2 separate regions of the Homo sapiens genome follow, and region 1 is linked to region 2. A link is a loop called in an ENCODE intact Hi-C map of the cell type or tissue named here. Cell type or tissue: gastrocnemius medialis. All regions are shown on one strand. Each heading gives the region's core, and the rest is flanking DNA. Links, peaks and the distances in the headings are about the cores only.

Region 1 (11,422 bases), core at 4,627-9,626, 97 kb after region 2:
AAATATATCATAACAAGGATATTTTTAAGTTATGTTTTTGTAGCATTCTAAATTTTGGCTGTATTTTGGATTTCACTTTTTTCTTAGGGAACTACAAGAACACTAGAGCTCTTCTGAGGTCTTTCATTTAATAAGTAGAACTTACAGCACCTTAAGAAGGATTTTCAAACTCCCTTGTATCTTATTGTCTCAACTGTGTTTCAAAACCTATATCCTAATAGACAGGTTTGCTAAAGTCAAACAAATTGTAAAGTAAAACTTTTAACTGAAGATTAATTCAACAGTTGAATACTTAATTGCCTATAGTAGTATGAATGTTCTGGATAGAAATGTTAACACATACTGAATTACTTCCTTCTTTGTTAATGCAGCATGTTTATCAGTTGCTGATTTTGCACTTACTGTTATATTCCTCTTCTCTTAGGATTCAACGTGGGCAGAAGTGCTGGTGGGAGATCGACGGTCAGGGAGATTAACCGAGATGCTTGTCATTTTCCTGGTTTTCCAGTCCTTCAGTCATTCCTTCCTAAACACACTAATGTCCCTGCCCTCTATTTTCTCCTCATGGCCTTGTTTCTGCAGCAGCCAGTTAGTGAGCTGCCTGAGAACCTGCAGGTCAGTGTGCCTGTCATCAGCTGCCGGAGTAAGCAGGGTTGCCAGGTAGGAATTATCTAGCAAGGGGTGCGTGAAATTACGTATTCCAAAGAATCACCGTAGGATAATGGATAATCACTGTAAAACCAACTGTCAATTCCATCACTTTCCCCACATTTAAGGTTTGATTTGGGACAGAAAAATCTGAAAATACCACAGAAAATTTTCCCAAAAAGTCCTTTGTCCCTATTTACAATTTTTTCCTATATGATAACTCTGTATATTATAGATGCATAAAGACTCTGGATGATATTTAATGGTGATCTAAAGAACTCTTTTGTTATATGATTTATTTTATTTTATTTTATTTTATTTTATTTTATTTTATTTTATTTTATTTTATTTGTGAGACAGAGTCTTACTCTGTCACCCAGGCTAGAGTGCAGTGGCATGATCTCAGCTGATTGAAAATTCCACCTCCCGGGTTCAAGCGATTCTCCCACCTCAGTCTCCTGAGTAGCTGAAACTACAGTCAGGCGCTACCCCGCTGGGCTAATTTTTGTATTTTTAGTAGAGACAGGGTCTCACCATGTTGGCCTAGCTGGTCTTGAACTCCTGACCTCAGGTGATCCACCTGCCTCAGCCTCCCAAAGTGCTGGGATTACAGGCGCGAGCCACTGTGTCCAGCCTGTCATGTGATTGATTTCTGCAGAATTAAAAATGAAAGGAGTGGCTTATATACCATAAATTAAATATCACTCCTCGAGTGGGTATGACAGGATTCTCAGTGCAAATTCGGATTAGGAAAAAAAAATTACTTAATGATAGATAGCATCCACATTGGGAAAATAGTAAGACTTTACTTGACTTCTAATTGAAGACTGTTAAAGATGTCTGTATATAGCTTATGTTTGTGGCACTGTAGGAATTTAGCTTTTAGACTCAACTACACTTCCATCCTAATGCCAAATGCTATTCAAATCAATTCTAGTAGTTGACAAAATCTTTTAAGTGTAAACACTTGAGTCTGTGCCCTTAGATTAAATTAAGATACAGATTCATGCCTAGCACAGTTGTATTGGTTATGCAATTTTTCAATATCCATGGTGCCATAGTCATAAAGTTTATATATAAAACTGCTATTAATAAGTCTTAAATTAATTTTATTTTATCAGATTTATCTGTAAGTAATCTAAAATTAAAATACTGCTGAGAATGGGAAAGAAGTGAGCTTAATGTGCTTTGTTTAAAAGATCTTGCTTAAATTTATTTGTTCTATAATTTTATCTCTTGGCTAATTAACATGTATTTTATTTTTATATTCTTTAGGAAAAAGGTAGAAAGCAATGTTTTTAACATAGGTACCTAAGGCAGAATGCAGAATGATACACAGTATTCAATTTTTTATATCTATAAAAATGAGTTTTAAAATGTAGGATGGAAGGGTACTAGTTCTTTATGTCTATATCATTGGTTACTTTTAAAAACAACAAAAAACTAGTTTCAAAGAAATTTTAGCCTATTAGAACTTATGAGGGTCTCTACTGAAAAATTAGTGGTGGCTAATATTTGCTCCCTTTCACCTCTGCAGTTTGATTTGGATTCCATTTGGACATTCATCTTTGGAGTTCCTGCCTCCAGCGGAACTGTGGTCTCTTCTATCCATAACGTATGCACAGAAGCTGTTTTTTTATTATTGGGAATGCTCCGCAGCATGCTGACTTCAGTAAGTTCACTCAAATGCCCAGGCCTATTGAGAATTCCTCCTGCCTAGGATACTTTTTTGTAAATAGAGGAATTTTTTGGTAACATAACTACTTTATTTACTGCATGATCTCTGGAACTTCAGACTCTTATGTTAGACAAAATTATATCTAACGTAAGAACAGACTGTGTAGTTGTTAAGACCGTGCACTCTGGAGCCCTACCTGGGTTAAAATCTCACCTCTGGTACTTCCAATCTATTATCCTCAGTTATGTGCCTCAGTTTCCTGGTGTTTAAAATGCCGACAATAATAGCATGCATCTCTTAGGGTATTTGTGAGGAATTAATAAGATAGTGTATACACATAAAGCACTTATAAACATGGCTGATACATAATAAGTGCTTCGTAAGTATTAACTTATTAATGTAATAAAATATATAATAATGAGTACATATATAATGAGTACATATTTGTAGTATATGTTATTACAATAATATGTTATTTCAACTTTTAAAGTCACTTTCATTTAGAGGTCAGAAATGTTAACAATACAAGTTTCATTTGATTTTGTTTTTGCTTTTGTTCTGCTCTAATTATGTCTAACTTAGAGATGAAGAATTGAAAGAGTAAAAGACAGAACTGATGTTCCTGTTGATCTGACAGGAATACTGTGAATAATGACCAGATTTGTTTATACAATTTAGGATTGTGTTGTAACAGGAAATATTAACTTGACTCCTTGAATTACATGTACCTGACAAATCTAATTTCAGTCAAAACTATTGTTGTATCATCTAAGAACAGAACATTACCATTAAATGTATTAATTTAGAATGTTTTAGGAGTCTCGTTTTGGTGCCTATTCATAAACAACTATAAAGACATAAGAAAAGTTTTTTAAAAGATACTCTCTGGGCAGGTATCAGAAGATATACATTGTTCAAATATACAGTATTCATTTTTTTATCATCATCATTGTTGTATTACATAATGCTTAAGAGTGAGGCTCAGAAAGGTGAAGTAACTTCCCTACCTTTTATCTTACTCCTAACTTAGCATGATGCACGATGGGGCAACATTAATGGTAATACAGCCACTTTGGTACCACCAACACTCATGGTAATAATAATGAATAATCAAAACCACTGATTCTAGTTAGCAGACCTGCGATTAATCTAATGATTAGACAATGATCCTATCAGTTTCTAAGGGGATTTTTTGTTTTAGCTAGTTTCTAAATTTCTTTGCATGTGTGTATACATGTGTGTTTGCTCATATGTGTGGTTTACAGAGTTCTGGACCATCAATATATCCAGTTTCATAAGAATACTGAGTAATGGATTTTTAAAATAATTTATAGCAGTGTCAATAACTGTAACATAGTGTTTCCTCTCATGTCCCCATAACAGCCTTGGCAATCAGAAGAAGAGGGATCTTGGCTCCGAGAATATCCTGTGACCCTGATGCAGTTCTTCAGATATTTGTATCACAACGTGCCAGACCTTGCCTCCATGTGGATGAGCCCTGACTTCCTGTGTGCATTAGCAGCCACCGTCTTCCCCTTCAATATTCGCCCTTACTCAGAGATGGTAGGAAAGGGGGAGGAAAATGTCAGAACTGGAATTAGAATGTCAGAACTGGAATTAGTCTGTTTCAATGGTTAGCAGATTTTTTTTGACAGTCTTTTAAGTTTCTGACCAAGTTACAGTTTCATAACTTTATACATCACCTCTTGCATTATTGTCCGGTGTCCCCAGCTCCCCACAGTTTCCTTCTGCTTTCTCCTAAAATCACAGTGAACTCTACTTCCTTTTCTCATTCACCATATTCTTGTAAGTCCCTTGTTAGTAATTTCCCTTTTCAAGTAGTTGATTCATTTATTTTACGCGATGCCAGCTGTGTAGTTGTAAAATGTTCTTTTCCATTAAGATAACTCTAGTCTGACCAAATTTATTTATTTTTTATTTTAGGAAGTAGGTATTTGCTGGATTTAACTTTTGCCAATAAATTATAGGGTTGAAAGCAAATGTTGGTCCTTTCTTCCGCCTGACTTTTCTTTTTTCATTAAAGTTTTATTTTGCTTATTTTGTACTAACTTAAAAACTATTAGATTATAATCACATATAGTATAGATACTCTTTTGTTCTTTAAAATAAGCCCAAAAATGCTGCCTGGTTTCCTGCTTTGAAAATGTATTCACGTGGAAATTCACTGAAGCACATTTTTGCAGAGGGCTTGCAGGATAGTTTCATAACTTTAGAGTCTAAATACTATTCATTACAGTAACTAATAGTTCAGTTGACATAAATATTGGTGACTTTTCAAAACGAATGAACTACTGTAGTTTACACAAAACCATATAGCAGGGGCTTATCACTTACTTTTGCACGTTGATGTTGATTAGCTAATAAACTGTAAACATAAAACAGGTTTAAAAATAAATAGATAAAACACACCCAAAAGATAGTTATTCCTCCATAGTACTTCAAAATTTCATGATGTTTCTTCATATTTCCACCATATACTCTAGGACCTGGGATAAATGACCTTCTTTATACTAATTTTTCTCCATGTATAAAGGTACAATACTTATTCTAAAATGGTGGGGATTTTTAGGAGAAAGGCAAATGTGACACATGACCTTAATACCTTGGCTTGTTTATAATTTTAGAATCCTTATTTTTGGTTTAAAAAAAAAAGACCTTCAATAATATATCAATATCTTTTCCTTGTCAGCATCTTTTTTTTTTTTTTTGAGACGGGGTTTCGCTCTTGTCATCCCGGCTGGAGTGCAATGGTGGCACGATCTCGGCTCACTGCAACCTCCACGTCCCAAGTTCAAGCGATTCTCCTGTGATTCTACTGCCTCACCCTCCTGAGTAGCTGAGATTACAGGCATGGACCACTACGCCTGGCCAATTTTTTTGTATTTTTAATAGAGATGGGGTTTCGCCATGTTGGCCAGGCTAGTCTCGAACTCCTGATCTCAGGTGATCTGCCTATGTCGGCCTCCCAAAGTGCTGGGATTACAGGCGTGAGCCACTGTGCCTGGCCATCAGCATCTTATAATTTGTTTGCTAGTCTCGCTCTGTCACTTGGTTCAAAATTGGCACCAATATTGTTGTTTTTTTTTTAAATTTATTTGGGGTTTTTTTAACCTATAATAAATGGATCACCCCTTACATGCTACCATTATGCCAGATTTTTATGTGAAATTCTGTGACATTTGACTTCACAGTAGGGGTAGAGTTCAAATATGGAAACATATTTATTCTAATTTTATTATTCCATATATTTTAAGTGCAGTTAGCCACAATAGACATACAATTCAACTTAAAGGTGACGTATTGTTAGTGGTCAGTCAGAAACACCATATGTTGCGTAACCATGACATATGGTGCCAGATTACTACCTTGAAAGGAAGGGTCGAGTAAAGCAGAGTGAAATAATGTGCTGAATAGCTTAATAGGTGGAAAATGCTGCTGCTCCAGTTTTATTTTTAGGAAACACAGAAGTAAAAATGTCAGAGTCTAATGTGATTACCGTATCTTTCCACTTGATTTTACTAGGTGACTGACCTTGATGATGAAGTTGGATCTCCAGCAGAAGAGTTTAAAGCGTTTGCAGCAGACACAGGGATGAACAGGAGCCAATCAGAGTACTGCAATGTGGGCACCAAGACATATCTGACCAATCACCCGGCTAAAAAGTTCGTTTTTGACTTCATGCGGGTCTTAATCATAGACAACCTCTGTCTCACTCCTGCCAGCAAGCAAACTCCACTAATTGATCTTTTGTTGGAGGTAAAGAAAAAGAAACGCATTTACATCTCTTTTGCATTACTTTTTAAATTAGAACATTAGTAACCAAACAAGTTCTATAACAAGGATTTCTAATTCCTCTTGTTTATGTGTAGGCAGAACATGTTATAGGCTGTGGAAAGTTCTTAATCCCACATGTGCTTTAAACCCTATCAGTTTGTTCTTTTCCTTCCCTCAAGGATGTCTCTAATTCAGTCCTTTATCATCCTTTCTCTAAGAGCTGGCGAACTTCTTCTGTAAAAAGCCAAATAGTAAATATTTTAAGCTTGTGGGCCATACGGTCTCTGTCACATCTGTTCAAGTATGTTGTAGCTAGAAAGCAGCCATGGACAATACGTAAGAGAATGAGCATGGCAGTGTTCTGATAAAACTTTATCTACAGAAACAGCACAGGCTGGATTTGGCCCACAGGCCATAGTGTGCCAACCCCTTCCCTGGACATTAACAGTGCCTAGTGGCATTGTCTTCTTACCTTATAATTTCCTACATCAATTTCTCTTACCTGTCATTGCCAGGTATTACTGTTGTCAGTGTCCTGTGCAACTTAAGACATGGTGCATTGTACAGAACAGGTGCCCAGGATGTACTTGTTAAATTCCCCAAGGCAGCAAACTTCTAGGTTGGCTGCCTGCCCATTCTCCTGACAATTGATATGAATCAACTGATGCATCAGAAAATGAGAGTGGCTCTAAGCCTTTAAGTGACCTCATTGCTGCCTCTAGAAATTAGCTATCCCAGAAAAGCATTAAAAAATGTTTACCTAGAAAAGTCTGAAGATATCACAGAGAGAAAATTTAATACAATGTAATTAGTTGCATATACATTAATGTTCTTTTGACCAATTCATATAAATAAGGTCAAACAGTCCATGCCAGGGGCTCTGAAAATAACATGTTTTATGAAAGAGTAAATCTGTGGAGAAGACTGCTTTTCTCCCTGAGGAACTGCACTGTCTCTCAGCAGTTTGACAGCTGAACCTGAGATTTTTTTTTTTTGTGCTCCCTCTAGTGGCTAGTACAGTTAACTTATAAATAGAAACCTGAAAACCACATGTTTATCTTATTCATGCGAAAGTATCTCAATTTGGTCAATTTTTTTTAAAATCACTAATGTAATTAGGGTACCAGTTATGCTAAGCATTTAACCAGGATGACAGTGTTTAATAATGGCAGGAGAATAATTGGTTTCCTCACTAATGCATGTGGTAGAATTAAAAAGCAGGCCCAATGGAACGTCTCCCCTTTGGAAACTTTAAAAAGCTCTAAGAGAGATGACCAGTATCTTACTGTATAGGGTAAAAATTTGAAGCATTTTATGAAAAAGTGAAATAGTTTATTGGAAAATAATAGGATAAAGTCCAGAAGAGATGTGTGCAAGAAAGCATAACTGATCAAAAAAGGAAAATACATACATGAAAGATATGGAATGACTGGAAACATACAGTGATAGCATTTTCAAGCTTCTGGTACCTGAATAGCTAATTAATTACCCATATTTAAATTGTATAATTGCCCTTTATTTTTGTTTTCTATATTTTTTAGTAGGAAGAATTTGATATATAATAACATGTATTAACCTTGAAGTAAGGTTCTCTTTGTTGTGGGCATGAATTTGCCCTACGGTAGAATAGTGCTTCAATATACTAGCGAGTAGGAGTACAGTTCAGGGAAAAGCAGGGGGTGTCAGGATTGAAGCTTCCAGATAGATTATAAACTGCTTAGAGAACAACTTTCATGTGTTCCTTCATCTCTCACAACTTTTAGCACAGTGCCTTGGTGTATTCTGTCAGTACAGTAAGTCCTCACTTAACGTCATTGATAAGTTCTTGGTAGCTGCAACTTTAAGCAAAATGATGTGTAACAAAACTAAATTTTTTTCCTCGTCAACCTTATAATAAAACTAGGTTGAAGGAAATGATGTTATTTGAGGACCTGCTGTACATTGTTTCACTTAAAGTTGCAGTTGCCAGGAGCCTGTCAATGACATTAAGTAAGGCTTAGTGTATTTTTGAATCATTTAACTATTAACTTCATCCCTGGAAATTCCCAAACAGGAAGATAGGATACTATCTAATAAAGAACATAGAAATTTACTTTTAAATATTTTGAGTATCTTTAATATACATATGCAGAATACATATACAAAAAAAATTATATTAATGAAATATTAACATTCTATGTCTTCCAATGGTGTAACAGAATAAATTATAAACATATGATTTTGAAAATTATGATTATGAAGTCTTTATCCATGAAGAGATTCAAGAAGAAAATTAGGTTGAGCATGGTGGCTCATGCCTGTAATCCCAACACTTTCTTTGGGAGGTCAAGGCAGAAGGATTGCTTAAAGTTAGGAGTTCAAGACCAACCCGGGCAACAGGTGAAATCCCATCTTTACAAAAAAATTAGCCATAGCCAGTGTTGTGGTGCGTGCCTGTATCCTACCTACTGGAGGCTAAGGTGGAAGGATCGCTTGAGCCCAGGTGTTCAAAGTTGCAGTGAGCCGTAATTACACCACTGCATTCCAATGCATTCCAGCCTGGGTGTCAGAGTGAGACCCTGTCTCAAAAAAAAAAAAAGAGAGAGAGAATTATCTTACATATTTACCATTTACCTTTGTGAAGGAAGGGGCTTGAACATCTGAGTCCAGTAAATGTGAACCAGAGCATCTTCAGTCCTATGAGTGTTAGAATTTCATCATAAAAGTATCTACTTACTTGATTATACCTACAAAAGAACATGTAAAATTATCTTCATTAGCAGTAAAATTCATTAGCATAAAAGTAGGAGATTCCCATTCATATAGACTGGCTTTAGTGTGACTGAGGCCAAATACAAGGGAAGTAGTGTGGTGTGGCAGAAAGCTAGAGCATGGGTTTGAGAGTAAGAAGTGCCTGGGTTTAAATTCTGGCCCTGTTGTTTATTATATAAGCATTTTCATCTTCCCAAGCTAAATTCATTCTCTAGAGAATGATATTATTTACCATCTCTCTTACAAGATTATTGTGAGGATTAAATATATGTACATCACCCAACAAAAAGTATTCTGAGGAATTACATGTGTGCTGGATATAGCTGTGTGGCCTTGACCAAGTTCAATTCTCTTCACATCTATACAATTTACACATCTGTAAAATGATATAAAAGTGAACCTCTCTCTGAGAATTATTGTGAAAACTAAATAAGATTTAATATTCATAACACAGTGCCCAACACTTAAACATACTCAAAAAATTGACTACGTGGCCTGTGTTGGCTTCTACAAGGGTGCCTGGAGACTCTTCTCCTAGCTCCTGTTTATCAGTGCCCTGTGCTGTCACCACCAGACTTCTCATGAAGAGCCAAATGAATTTGCTGCAAATAAATACCGTGGCAATGGGAAGAAAGTGCATGAGAACAGCTCAAACAGATTTGTGTATACCTGGAGGTAAAGATAATGAAACTGAGAGGGTGCTGACTTGGAGTGCGTGTTAGTCCAAGCTCACACTACTAATAAAGACATACCCGAGACTGGGTATGTCTTCATAAAGGAAAATTTATAAAAATTTTCCTTTATATAAATTTTATAAATTTATAAAAATAAAAATTTATAAAGGAAAGAGGTTTAATTGACTCATAATTCAGCATGGCTGGGGATGCCTCAGGAAACTTACAGTCATGGCAGAAGGGGAAGCAAACACATCCATCTTCACATGGTGGCAGCAAGGACAAGTGCAGAATGAAGTAGGGGAAAACCCCCTTATAAAACCATCAGATCTCATGAGAACTCACTCACTATCACAAGAACAGCATGAGAGTAACCACCCCCATGATTTAATTACCTTCCACTGTGTCCCTCTCATGACTTGTGGGGATTATGGGAGCTACAATTCAAGATGAGATTTGGTAGGGGATACAGCCAACATAAGCACATTGCTATGGTCTGAGGAGTTCACTGGACTCTATGCCAACCATCTTCTACAAGAGCTCCCCATTGTCATACATCAGAGTGAAACCCACCCTGAGGAACTACAGGGAAACAAGCAAAAAACAATGGCAAATTGGGCAAAGAGAGCACCACAAAGTAACTCAGAGAGGAAAAATCAGTCAACAGGCAGACTACAGTCAGAATCAGGAGTCTCAAAATCCTATCTTTAAAGGCTTCCAGCCCATTACAGAAACAGGACAGAATTCCAAAGGCCTTCCTTCCATAGCCACTGTGCTGTCTACCCATGGGCAGCAGATGCGTAAGGGCTGTCTGGCCTGTGTGTGGGACACAAAGATCCTGGGTAGTGTCCCCAAGACCTTAAAAAGGAGACTGATGGATATGTTGACTGGCTTTGCTGTTTTCACCAGGAAAACAGATCTGACCACCAGAGTCCAGAGCAGATCACCGTGCCTGTCCTGCCTTCATTCTGGTTGTCTGGTGGGCCAACCAGTCTTATCTAAAAGAGTGATGAAGAGATTGTAGCCCACACTTTGCAGATTTGCTCTTGTGCTTTTAACTTTCATAAGGAGATTTTAGTAGAGTGGGGAGAGTATGACATAACTGGTGAAGCCATGGGCTTTGGCTTCACAGAAACTGAGATTTGAATCCTAGTTGTGACTTGACCAAGTGACTTACTCTCTCTAAGCCTCAATTATTTCTAAAATGGGGATGTTAGTATCTATTTCAAGGGTATTTTCCTGACTATATGAGATAATGTATATATATAAGCCCTGTGTCTGGCACAAAACAGTAGTCCAGTGAATTGTTTAAAAAGAAAAAGAACACCTCCGAGACAATAATGCATGCTTTCATAAAATGTTAAGTCCTTGAAAAGTTAGACTGCTATACATCTCAGTAAGAACATCAAACTAGGCCACTAGGACCAGTAACAAGTGTAAATTCTGGGTCCTCATCATTCGTGTAACAGTTTTATTGAGATGAATCAGAAGATTAAATGCCTGTTGATGACTGAGCCAGTGTTAAATCCTTCTGGAATAAGAAAGAATATTATTTTAATAAAAATAAATGTTATTCACCAAGCATTTCTGTACGTTTAATAGTCCCTTTGTTTTACAGACTTCAAAACTTTTTCTAGTTAAGATTTGATAAGCCCTACTCATTACTAATCTCATTAACCACCTTGAGTTGATTATGAACCTGAAAGAGTAGCTTTCTTTTTTTAAGACAGGATCTTGGTCTGTTGCATAGTCTGGAATGCAGTGGCACAGTCATGGCTCATTGCATCCTTGACCTGCTGAGGTCAATCAATCCTCCCAACTCAGCCTCCCAAGTAGCTATGACTACCGGCACACACCACCATGCCAGAGATTTTTT
Region 2 (11,422 bases), core at 4,022-9,021:
TCAGCTACCCTATTTTACTTTCTTCATAATACTATCTTTAAATAATTTTAATTTTAAAATCAACTTATTTACCACTGGTCTTCTGTGCTAAAATGTCCTGTGTTTCATGAGCACAGGAATCATATTTGTTTTATTTACCTTTGTATTCAGGACCCTTCGAACATTGCCTGGCACATATACTAGGAAGTCGATAAATATTTGTGAGTGAATAAACCTTATTTAAGAAGCAATGCTTGTTCATTTCAGATTAGCAAATATGACATAGTCTTTTTCTGTAGTACTGATTTTGGGTTGGTAAATTCAAGCCAGTTTTATTTATCTTGTCAGAACATTTCTTAGAGGAAATAAAGCAGTAAACATCAGGATTTGTGTAAAAAGTTACTGGCATTTTCAACAGCATATTATTTACCCAGCATGAAGACTGGTTGAATAATTATATCCTTAACAACTGTTCAAGAAATGAGCTATTGGTTCTGTTTAGTTGTCCTAATAACTATTAGCAATAAAATACCTCATACTAATTCTTAGGAGCAAAATATACATTGATACACCCTGAGTAATAGGAATATTATAAACACCTCCATTAAAAAACCATGTACTCAGCCAGGAGAGTTGGCTCACGCCTGTAATCCCAGCACTTTGGGAGGCCGAGATGAGCAGATCACCTGAGGCCAGGAGTTCGAGACCAGCCTGGCCAACATGGTGAAACCCCATCTCTACTAAAAATACAAAAAAAATTAGCCGGGTGTGGTGGTGGGTGCCTGTAATCCCAGCTACTCAGGAAGCTGAGGCAGGAGAATCACTTGAAACCAGGAGGCAGAGGTTGCAGTGAGCCGAGATTGTGCCATTGCACCACTCCAGCCTGGGCAACAAGAGCAAAAACTCTGTCTCAACAGCAATAACAAAAGGCTATGTACTCATCTCTGAGCACAGGTGGAATGGCTATTCAAAGATGTGTCATTATTAGGTTTCTCAATTTTTATCAGTCTTCAGTTTGTTAAAGAATAGAGGTTTCTGGCCGGGCACAGTGGCTCATGCCTGTATTCCCAGCACTCTGGGAGGCCATCATGGGCAGATCAGTTGAGCCCAGGAGTTCAAGACCAGCCTGTACAACATGGCGAAATTCCTATCTCTACAAAAAATACAAAAATCAGCTGAGTGTGGTGGCAGGCACCTGTAGTCATAGCTACTCAGGAGGCTGAGGTGGGAGAATCACCTGAGCTCAGGAGGTTGAGATAGCAGTGAACCATGATTGCGCCACTGCACTCCAGCCTGAATGACAGAGTAAGACCCTATCTCAAAAAAAAAAAGGGGAGGTTTATTTAACAGGTAACATAGATTATTTAACAAGTAGTATAGGTTAATTCTAAGCACACAACATTTATCAAAATCTCAGGAAAAAAATGTGTTGAGGAAGTATTGAAAAGTACAGTTTATTTTTTGAGATTTTGAGATTATTACAAATTATTCATTTGTCAAACTATTGAACAGACTAGGTGTCTGGAAAAAACGATACCCTTGTAGAATTTATTTATTGTTTTAGCATTTTCAACTTAATTTGAGGGAGGTTATAAGAAACATGTAAGAAACACATTTTCTATTAGAAGGATATTACATTGTTTGTTATATTCTTTTATTGGGATCTTTGGAAGGAATTGTTTATATTATGCAGTAATCCCTCCTTATTCATGGTTTTGCTTTTCATGGTTTTGGTCATCTGTGGTCTGAAAATATTAAGTGGAAAATTACAGAAACAAACAATTCATAAGTTTGAAATCTGACACCATTCAGCTCCATCCCTCCCGGGATGTGAATTATTCCTTTGTCCAGTGTATCCATGATTTATGGGCCACCTGCCCAATAGTCACTTAGTAGCAGCCTCAGTTATGAGACCTATTGTCCTGGTATCAAGCTGCTTGTTTTCAAGAAACTCTATTTTCCTTAATAATGGCCCCAAAGTGCAAAAGTTATGGGGTTGGCCACTTGTGTATGCCAGAGAGAAGTCCTTCCTTTAAGTGAAAAGGTAAAAGTTCTTGACTTAATAAGGAAAGACCAAAAACTGTGTGCTGAGGTTTTTGAGATCTATAATAAGAAGGAATCTTGTATTTGTGAAATTGTGAATAGTATATTATTACAATTTTTTTACTTTATTATTATTGTTGCCAGTCTCTTACTGTGCCTAATTTATTACTTAAACTTTATCACAGGTATGTATTATAGTAAAAAATACAGTGTTTACGGGCTTTGGTACTATCCGTGGTTTCAGGCATCCAGTGGGGTCTTAGAACTTACCTCTCACAGATAAGGGGGGACTAGTATAATATGAGGAATAGAACTACTTCCTTAAATATATATATTTTTTCATGCTAAAGGCATTGTGAATGATGTGATTGATCAGGTTTTCTCTTCTGTATCTTTGAGCCAAAATTTGTAACCAATACATGGAAAATATAGAGGTCTTTCCAGTCTTAGATTTTTATTTAGTTTTCTTTTCCAGTCCATCTCCCTAGCTGGGTCTTTTATTTGCTTGTTTGTTTTGTTTTCCTTCTTGATTTTAGTTTATGTTCTCATGTTCTCCTTCAGTGCTCCCTGAATGTTCTCTAGAATTTGATTGTGAGGGCAGTCAGCATATAAATAAACAACCATATTTAGGGAGCATTACTATAAAAGGCAGAGTGTTGGCTTGGGAGAATATGAAGTTGAGTAAATTATGTTTTCTCCTTTTGTAGTGACATTTCAATAGGTAATAATAATATAAATTACTGTGTAATGACTGTTAAAAGGGAGAGATACTATAATAGCCTTAGAATATAGAGAATTTCCTTTCAGCTATAAAGAATATTCTTTAAAATAATACCTCAGGATATATCTAGTTATATACCCATTAAAATACCATTTCTTTTCTTATGATGGTCTGTCCAGGTTTCATTTTCTCAAATTCTCTTTGCTGAACTCATACCCATTTATTTTTAAAAATTATTTATTTTAGGCAGGATATAGTGGCTCACACCTGTAATCCCAGCACTTAGGGAGGCAGAGGCAGGAGGATAGCTTGAACCCAGGAGTTCAAGACCTGCCTGGGCAATATAGCAAGAACCAGTTCTCAAAAAAAAAAAAAAAAAAAAAAAAAAAAAAAAAAAAAAAAACAGATAAATAAAATTAAAAATAAGAATTATTTATTCTAAAGCTCATTTATTTTAAAATTTGTGTAAAAACAAGTTTGTTTCATGACCCTCCCATTTCTGTTTTCTAGTTTTTTTGGTAACAGCCTTGTTTTGTAAATTATTGTGATTAGACTGAGGAAATTCTGAGACATGAAATGAGTTTAGTGAATTCTGACGTCAGCCTGGGATTTAGCAGTAGAGCTGCTTTTCACCATCCAGTGTGCCTGTACTCCATCAAAGATCCTTTATAACTTTTCTCTAAATTCTCAAATTAGCTTTCCTCAGAAAAATGTTGGCTGGATGTGGTGGCTCACGCCTGTAATCCCAGCACTTTGGGAGGCTGAGGCAGGCGGATCACCAGAGGTCAGGAGTTCAAGACTAGCCAGGCCAACATGGTGAAACCCCATCTCTACTAAAAATACAAAAATTAGCCAGGCATGATGGCATGCACCTGTAGTCCCAGCTACTTGGCAGGCTGAGGCAGGAGAATAGCTTGAACCTAAGGCAGAGGTTGCAGTGAGCCAAAATCGTGCCACTACACTCCAGCCTAGGCGACAGAGTGAGAATCTGTCCCCCCCAAAAAAAAAGAAACGTTATAATTTCTAATGTTTTTCGTGAGATTGATTCAAATTTTATCAATAATGTCTATGGGTCTTAGATTTCATTTATTTAATCATTTCTTCAACAAATTTATATGTAAAAGGAAATGTGGCTAGACATGTGATTTATTGAAAGCGTTGTATTTTCAACATATTAAGATTCAAAGTAACTGTGTAGGTAGACTTTTCTGGACTTGATTTTCAAGTCATACCACACTTGAAAATTCACAAAATAAAAAGAAAAATTTGTCAGTGCTTCATTAACAATGTCTTTTCTTATCTACAGGTTTTTGGAAATGCTCCGCCGAATACAATGACAGAAAAATTTTCTGATCTTCTGCAGTTCACAACACAAGTCTCACGACTAATGGTGACAGAAATTCGAAGGAGAGCATCAAACAAATCCACAGGTATTTTTACAGTAGCCAGCAAAAACTGATTTGTTTGAATGAACAAGCAGTTCTGTAAAAGTCCCATTAAAATTAAATGGAAAACAGACCTTGTTCTCAGCACATTGAGTTCATTTACCCATTCCCTTTCCCTTTCTTAGAGTCACATTCTTTTCCTGGTTTCAGCATCTTCAACTCTCCAGTAGTTCTGCTCAAGGCTACTCTGCCTGGACCACTACCACTTCCACCCTAACCCTTTAAAATACTCTGTTTCCCTTTGAGCAAAATACAAATTCCTCAGCATGAAATTTAAGGCAAAGCTATCATCTGGTCTTTTTTTTTTTTTTTTTTTTAGCATACCCTGCTCTATTGCTTGTTTTCTTTTCTGTATTTCAACCAAATCCAGCTGTCTGTAGTCTTCAAACATGTGTATACTCTTATTTTAATCATTTACTTAGAATGCTTCACTGAGGAAGGAGAATCTTTCCTCATTTCAATATGTCTAAATGTCAGCATGATTAAGTCATGCTTCCTTGATGAAATGCTTTTTGATTTCTTTAGGCAAAGAAAATTTTTTTCTGTTCTGAACTACTGTTTTTCTTCTCAACCTCCTGGGTGGTCATTGTGCATGTGTCTTGATCTTCCCAGTAGACCATAAGCTACTTAGGGGTCTCTGTGTCATCTGTAGTAGTTGCTCTCTAGGCCAGTGCACAGCTGCCATTTTAACATCACTATTCACATTGTCCTGGGATGCCTTTTCATTTTTTGGGGGTGGATTCTGTTTCCTGAATCCCTTAATTCCTAATTTTGGTAAAGCATATTTTCCAGCAGCTTTATAAAAAAGGATACAGGGGAGTTATTAGGGTTTTGTTCTGCTTGTTGTTTTAGACATACCCTGAGTTAAACATTTTTTGACTATTGCTGTGAAAAATGGGTTCTTTTCTTTTCAGTAAGTAAAGTGATACCTTTAGCCTGACAACCTTTCAGCTGCCAGGACTTAGAACAAATTCCACTACATCATACAGCATGATTATTATAGAAAAGGAAATGTATTTAATACAAAACCAAGGGTCAATAAGAGACAAGAAGACACATATCTACGACTCTCATGATCTCACAGATACATGTGCTGGGGAGATGTGCTGAATACACAGCTGTGGTTTACGTTTAAATGGAGAGATACTTCTGTCTCCTCCTCTCCATCCCCCATTGTTCTCCATTCCTAAAGGACAAGCTCAAGAGTAATCTTGTTAGTAAAGAGACATTTAAACTGCCTATGACTTAGGCCATTGAATACTTGTTAGATATTTATAGGAGTTGTTTGAGAATGCTAGCTGTGTAATCCAGGAGGTCCTCTTAGCAGAGATTAGAAGCTACTAATTGCCTGGGAAAGTTGACCATGGGTTGAGATGGTCAGTGGTGGGTGTCTTAGCTCTGTCCTTCCATGCAGCCCAGGATGAGCACTCAGGGTCATTTTGGAAAATCTTGCTGCTTGCATTATTATCAGTCATCCTTTAAGTAAGTATCAGGTTCTGTGTGGGAAATCATTTTGTCTCAGAATTTAAAAAATTTTCTTTTATAATTTAGGCTCTTACATTGTTATTGAGAAATCGAAAGCTACGTAGATTCTTGATTTTTTTTTCCTCTGTGACCTATTTTTTTTTTTCTAGAAGCTTTTAGGATCCTCTCTTTGTCCCTGCTTTTCTAAAATTTCATAATAACATGCCTTGTGGTAGACCTATTTTTATACATGTGCTGGGTACTCATTGAACTCTTTCAGTCTGGTTATTCATATCCTTTAATTTGGGCAAAGTTTCATGAATTGTTTAATGATATCCTCCTCTGTTTTCTCCTTCTAGTTAGATGACCTCTTAGACTGTTCCTCTCATTTTCTTATCTTTCTTCTCATTTTCTATCTTTGTGTTTTGACTACTTGCTAAGAGAACTCCTCAATTTTATCATCTATCTCTTCTATAGAGTTTTTTTTTTCATTTGTGACATTATATTTTTCTCATTTTAAAAAATGTTTTTCATTTCTAAGTGTTCTTTCTTAACTGGTTTCTATTATTTTGGGGCTGCATTTTCTTCTTACCTTTCTGGGGTTTTTTTTGTTTTTTTTTGTTTTTTTTTTTGGTTTTTTTTTTTTTTTGGGACGGAGTCTTACTCTGGCCCCCATGCTGGAGTGCAGTGGCGCGATCTCAGCTCACTGCAACCTCTGCCTCCTGGGTTCAATCGATTCTCCTGCCTCAGCCTCCTGGGTAGCTGGGACTACAGGCACGTGCCACCATGCCCGGCTAATTTTTTTTTTTTTTTTTTTTTTAGTAGAGACGGGGTTTCACTGTGTTAGCCAGGATGGTCTCTATCTCCTGACCTCATGATCCGCCCGCCTCAGCCTCCCAAAGTGGTGGGATTACAGGCATGAGCCACTGCGCCCGGCGGTTTCTTGTTTTTCTTTCAGATTTTTGTCTCCATAAATAATCTGTTTCTTTCAGGTTTAATAAAAAGGTTTTTTTATCAATTTGTTTTTGTCTTTGTCTCTTATGTTAGAGAATGTCCATACATGTCTCACCCTTGATCATCTGCTCTTACATAAGAATGGAGCATTAAAAAGCTTTTTAATTGTGTGTGAAGCTTGCAGCTGTGGGCTGCAACATAAGATGATCTTGCTAGGCTGTTTTTTTGGTGATCTTTTTCCTAAACTAAGCAGGTGCTCAGAGAATTGTCCAGTCTCTGCTTGGAAGATATATGCCTGACTCAGCACTTTGGAAGCAAAGTAGGGGAAAGGTTTGGAGACCTCAAGCTTTAGTATATAAGCTTTTATTTTACCTTTGTATGTCCACATGGTGCCTTGTGCCCCTCAATGCGTACTCCCTCTCTTACTCTTTTCAGTGAACAAACAAACCTCTGGTCTAGGGCCCACATAGTAGTAGGGACCTTGGGTCTAACTGCTCTTGAACATATTTTCCACCAGTCCTTCTCTGTGTAGTTGCTTATTTACTTCTGCTTCCAAAGGTGCATTGTGCCACCAATTCCTGAGCCTCTCAGGGGTTCTTTGGTAGTTTGGTTGCTTTTCCACTTTTCCTGAATTACTTCAAGATTCTAGGGTTTGCTAATCAGTAACCGTGAATCTCTCTGCTATTTTAATATCCAAAATTTCATTGCTTTCACTTATTCTGTTCTTGTTCTTAAAAGTTTATACCTTTTAAAAATACGTTTACAAGCATTTTAATGGATGTATTCATCCATTTTCACAGTACTGTGAGGAAATACCCACGCTGATGAAATTAGGTATCCCCATTCTTTCTTGAATGACATACTAGATTAGGAAAAAATTCCTAAAACTTATTTATACTTGCCTCTGTTACTATATTTTTAAATACCTAATCTGCATGTTTGTAGAAAGATATTTTGCTACAGTGGAGATTTGTTTTCCTAACTCCCTTTATGATTTTACATCCACAGGGCAATTTTTTAGATGTAATGAAAGATGTCTTAAATCAAGTAGAAGATGTCTCATTGTTAATTACAGTAAGAATTACACAAGTATTTTTTTTAACTTTTAAGTTTAAAATAATCGTAGACTCTTAGGAAATTTCAAAAATAGTAGCTAGGATCATGTGCCCTTCATCCACTTTTCCTCATTGATGACATCTTATTAACTAGGGATTTTTTAAGATACATTTTTTTCATATTGTGTAATTTCACATAATTTTTAGTTTTAAGCTTGTGAAATTCATTAACCTTTGAATCCTATGATATTCAATTTATTTTGTGTGTTACTTCCTCATGAAAGATCTTTCCTAAGTACCGTATCTCAAATAGGTCTTCTATCCTGTGTCCCCACACCCTTTAGTATCTATTCAGTCACATTGTATGTTAACCTTCATAGCTTTGTTATCATCTGAAAGTATTTTATTTACTTATTTAATTTTATTGTCTGTTGTGTTCACCCGTGTATTAATAGCACCTAAATTTTTACTGATTTTGGACATAGGATTTCTCTGCCTTTTTTTTTTTTAAATGCTTTGAGAATTGGAGTAGAGTTAGAAGGGCCACCCTTCCTGATTTTTAGGAGAGAAGAACATAATTCTGGAGTGTCTCCTCAGTTAGCCTTACCCTGGCTATGGGAATCCTTGTTTTTTTTCTTTCATTTTTAGTTTAGAACATTGGAAGATTCTTTTGGTCAGTGTTGTTATCAAAAATACATTCATGGAGACTTTGTGACCTATTGATTTTTCTAGTAAAAAGTTCTAGATTTTTCAGGGCCTAAGTATATCCTAAATCATCCAACTCTTAATATTTCATCTTTATTTTTTATTTATTTTTATTGTGCTTAAAAAAAGCACTTAATATGGGATCTACCCTCTTAACCAATTTTTAAGTGTGCAGTACAGACTGTTAACTATACATACCATGCTGTACAGCAGATCTCTAGAGCTTTTTGTGTCTTACATGACTGAAACTATACCCATTGAACAGCAACTCCTCATTTCCCCCTCTCCTCAGCCCCTGGCCACCAACCACCATTCTGCTTTCTTCTTCTGTAAGTTGGACTACTTTAGATAGCTCATATAACCTTTTATTTTATAGGAGGTTATCATTGAAAAGAATTTTGTCTTAATTTACATTCACACACTTTTTCTACAAAAAAACAGGTGAAGTGAACCTTTTATTATTCCTTTGAAGGTTGGCTGTGTTCGTTGTTCACCAGAACAAGATTATTCTTCCAGTACCCCTCTGAATTTGCTATGGAAGACTTGTTATTTTGGGTGTTACCTAATCAGCACCCACAGACACAGCCTTTTTTTTATCAGATTACTTGAGATATGGGCTGTAGATATCTCAGTAGGAAACAAGCTTATGTGCAGTTCTGTTGTTTACATCTATCTGAAGTTTGTGAAAATGGAAACCTTTTAGGGAATATCAAGTTGCAAAATGGATACATGGATGATTTGTTATACGTTTAGGTCAAGTCACAGTCTCCTTGTCTCCCTTAATTCTTTCTTGGTCCTTTGCCTCCATGTGGCTTTTGCTGGAAGTAAGTAGTGACTCAGTTAATTTGACAAAAACATAATGTTGTGGCCAGATTGTATAGAGGGTGTATCTTAAGATTTTCCCCCATCTCTTCTAGTTAGCTCAGCCAGTTCTAATTCTGCTTAAGTTTAAGGGCACATGGTCAATTTATATCAGCAAAGCAGAAAATTCCTACCTGCATAAAGTAGTATCTTTAGTTTATTATTAATGTTTTTCTACATGCTAGGTGCCACTGTTAAACCTAGTAGTGCAATCCCCAATATGGGCAGCAATCCAGCAATGGAGAGACTGGATGATGTTGACCCCAGTACTCTTGTGGTGGGATTAGTGGAATTTAGTGAATCCCTACTTAGACAACCCAGCCTTTTTTTTTAAACAGAAAAACAGTGTGCCCTGCTGTCCCCCAAGGATTTCAAAGCCACAACACCTTCAGGTAATTTCATTCCCAAGATGTGGTTATATATTGTCAAATGAAAAGAAGCATGGAAGCTGTGAGTTCTAATATTGTTTTTCTGACTAACTTGTGGAATTTTTTTTTGGAGGGGGCAAGGGTGTTTAGGGCTTCGTGTCTTCATTAATTAAATAAGTATAATAATACCATTAATGTGACTCACCATCATTGTGAAGCATAAATTTGAAAATGGAATACGCTTTAAATGGACTTTGCAAAGGAAAACTTGTATTTCACTTATTAACATGTTTTGCATTCTGGTTGTTCTGAATGCTAATTGAATTCGTTTGTTTACTCTCAGTGTAGGCTGAGAAATTGCATTTAAGATTGTCCGCATTCTTTACTTATTTAATGAAATCCTGGGCTTTATTAACTTCATTTCTGGGTTTTTCATTCTAACTATATGTATTGAAATGCAGTGTGAAAGATAAAGCTTGAATCAAATGATTGACAACTCTAAAGATAGGTTAATATTAATATATTCTTTCATTAACTCTTAAAAACTTAAGTTAAATCGTTTATATTTGAATTTGTTAAATATTATTGAAATTAAAAGACCCAGTATGTTTCTGACTAGTAGTGGGCATTTTTTACCCAAAGTTTTAAGAAACCATTTGATTTATGGAGGTTTTATTTAAAATTCCTTGCTAGTATACATAATTTTTTAAGATAGCACTAAATGCTATATACTTTTAAAATGAGCTGCTTACCTCATTTAAAATAAAACGTGAGGCTGGGCACAGTAGCTCACACCCAGGTACAAGTAATCCCAGTAGTTTGGGAAACCAAGACAGGAGGATCACTTGAATTCAGGAGTTTGAGACCAGCCTGGGCAACACAGCGATACTCTGTCTCTACAAAAAAATTTTGTTTTTATTAGCCAGGCATGGTGGTGCATACTGTTAGTCCCAGCTACATGGGGGACTGAGGCGGAGGGATTGCTTGAGTTGAGGAGATTGAGGCTGCAGTAAGCCGTGATCGTGCACTCCAGCCTGGACAATAGAGTGAGACCTTGTCTCAAAAATAATAAAATAAAAAGTGGGAGATGCCTTTGAAATATTCTTAATGACACATATTGAAATTGGTAGGTGAAAATAAAAGTTATTTTTTTACAGTGATACAGTTATGCTATTCTTTACAAAATAGTAAAATATATTTGTTATGTAAAGATAGTTTGTTTTGTCGATGGAGTTTGGAATCTCCCTGTATCATTCAACCTCAGCCCTATCCAGATCTCTTTCACTGACTAGCTATGTGATTGTAGGCAAATTACTTATCTTCTGCATTTCTCAACTTATACTATTGTAAGGAATATATTAGTAGAAAATAACTCACAGGGTTCTTGTAAAGGTTAAATGAGTTAAACCCACAAGTACTTAACACAATGCTTGATATATAGTTAAGACTCAATAAAAAGAATCTGTTTTTAAAATTTTCGTGCTAAAATGTTCCCTCAAATGGAAGTTTACAAAGATGAAACTTTGCCCAGCCCAGAATCATGTGTAAGTCTTGTATTCAGTTATCTAATAAAACACTTTTATTTTATGTTAAGTTGAAGAAAAAATACATCTAAGATAACCTAAATCTTATTTTCTACTTTCTACTTCTTTATGAAGTGTGTTAAGTATACATTAGTTTTTTGTTTTGTTTTGTTTTTGAGACGGAGTCTCGCTCTGTTGCCTAGGCTGGAGTGCAGTGGTGTGATCTCCGCTCACTGCACCCTCCGCCTCTGGGTTCAAGTAATTCTCCTGCCTCAGTCTCCCAAGTAGCTGGGACTACAGGTGC

Evidence for each region. A loop is a pair of places that touch in the nucleus more often than their neighbours do. Peaks named below come from ENCODE experiments on the same cell type or tissue, not always from the same donor. Only the 100,000 strongest peaks of a DNase experiment are listed, where the experiment ranks them.
Region 1: it touches region 2 in a loop (3-fold over the local background); 1 of 110 quality-filtered maps calls a loop at or near these places.

Annotation. Positions count from the first base shown.
Region 1 is chr4:84,746,164-84,757,585 of GRCh38, reverse strand. WDFY3 (WD repeat and FYVE domain containing 3) reads left to right here. Exons shown (of 68, transcript NM_014991.6): 33 at 425-660; 34 at 2,186-2,320; 35 at 3,710-3,889; 36 at 5,870-6,103. Among named protein-coding and RNA genes, the nearest start is that of WDFY3-AS1, 45 kb to the left of the region's middle. In gastrocnemius medialis, for the core only: a CTCF peak has its summit at 7,148 (motif pointing left); no DNase peak of the experiment used is centred there.
Region 2 is chr4:84,842,653-84,854,074 of GRCh38, reverse strand. It overlaps WDFY3 (WD repeat and FYVE domain containing 3), which reads left to right. Exons shown (of 68, transcript NM_014991.6): 5 at 4,050-4,173. Among named protein-coding and RNA genes, the nearest start is that of WDFY3-AS1, 52 kb to the right of the region's middle. In gastrocnemius medialis, for the core only: no CTCF peak of the experiment used is centred there; no DNase peak of the experiment used is centred there; H3K27ac peaks cover 3,335 bases.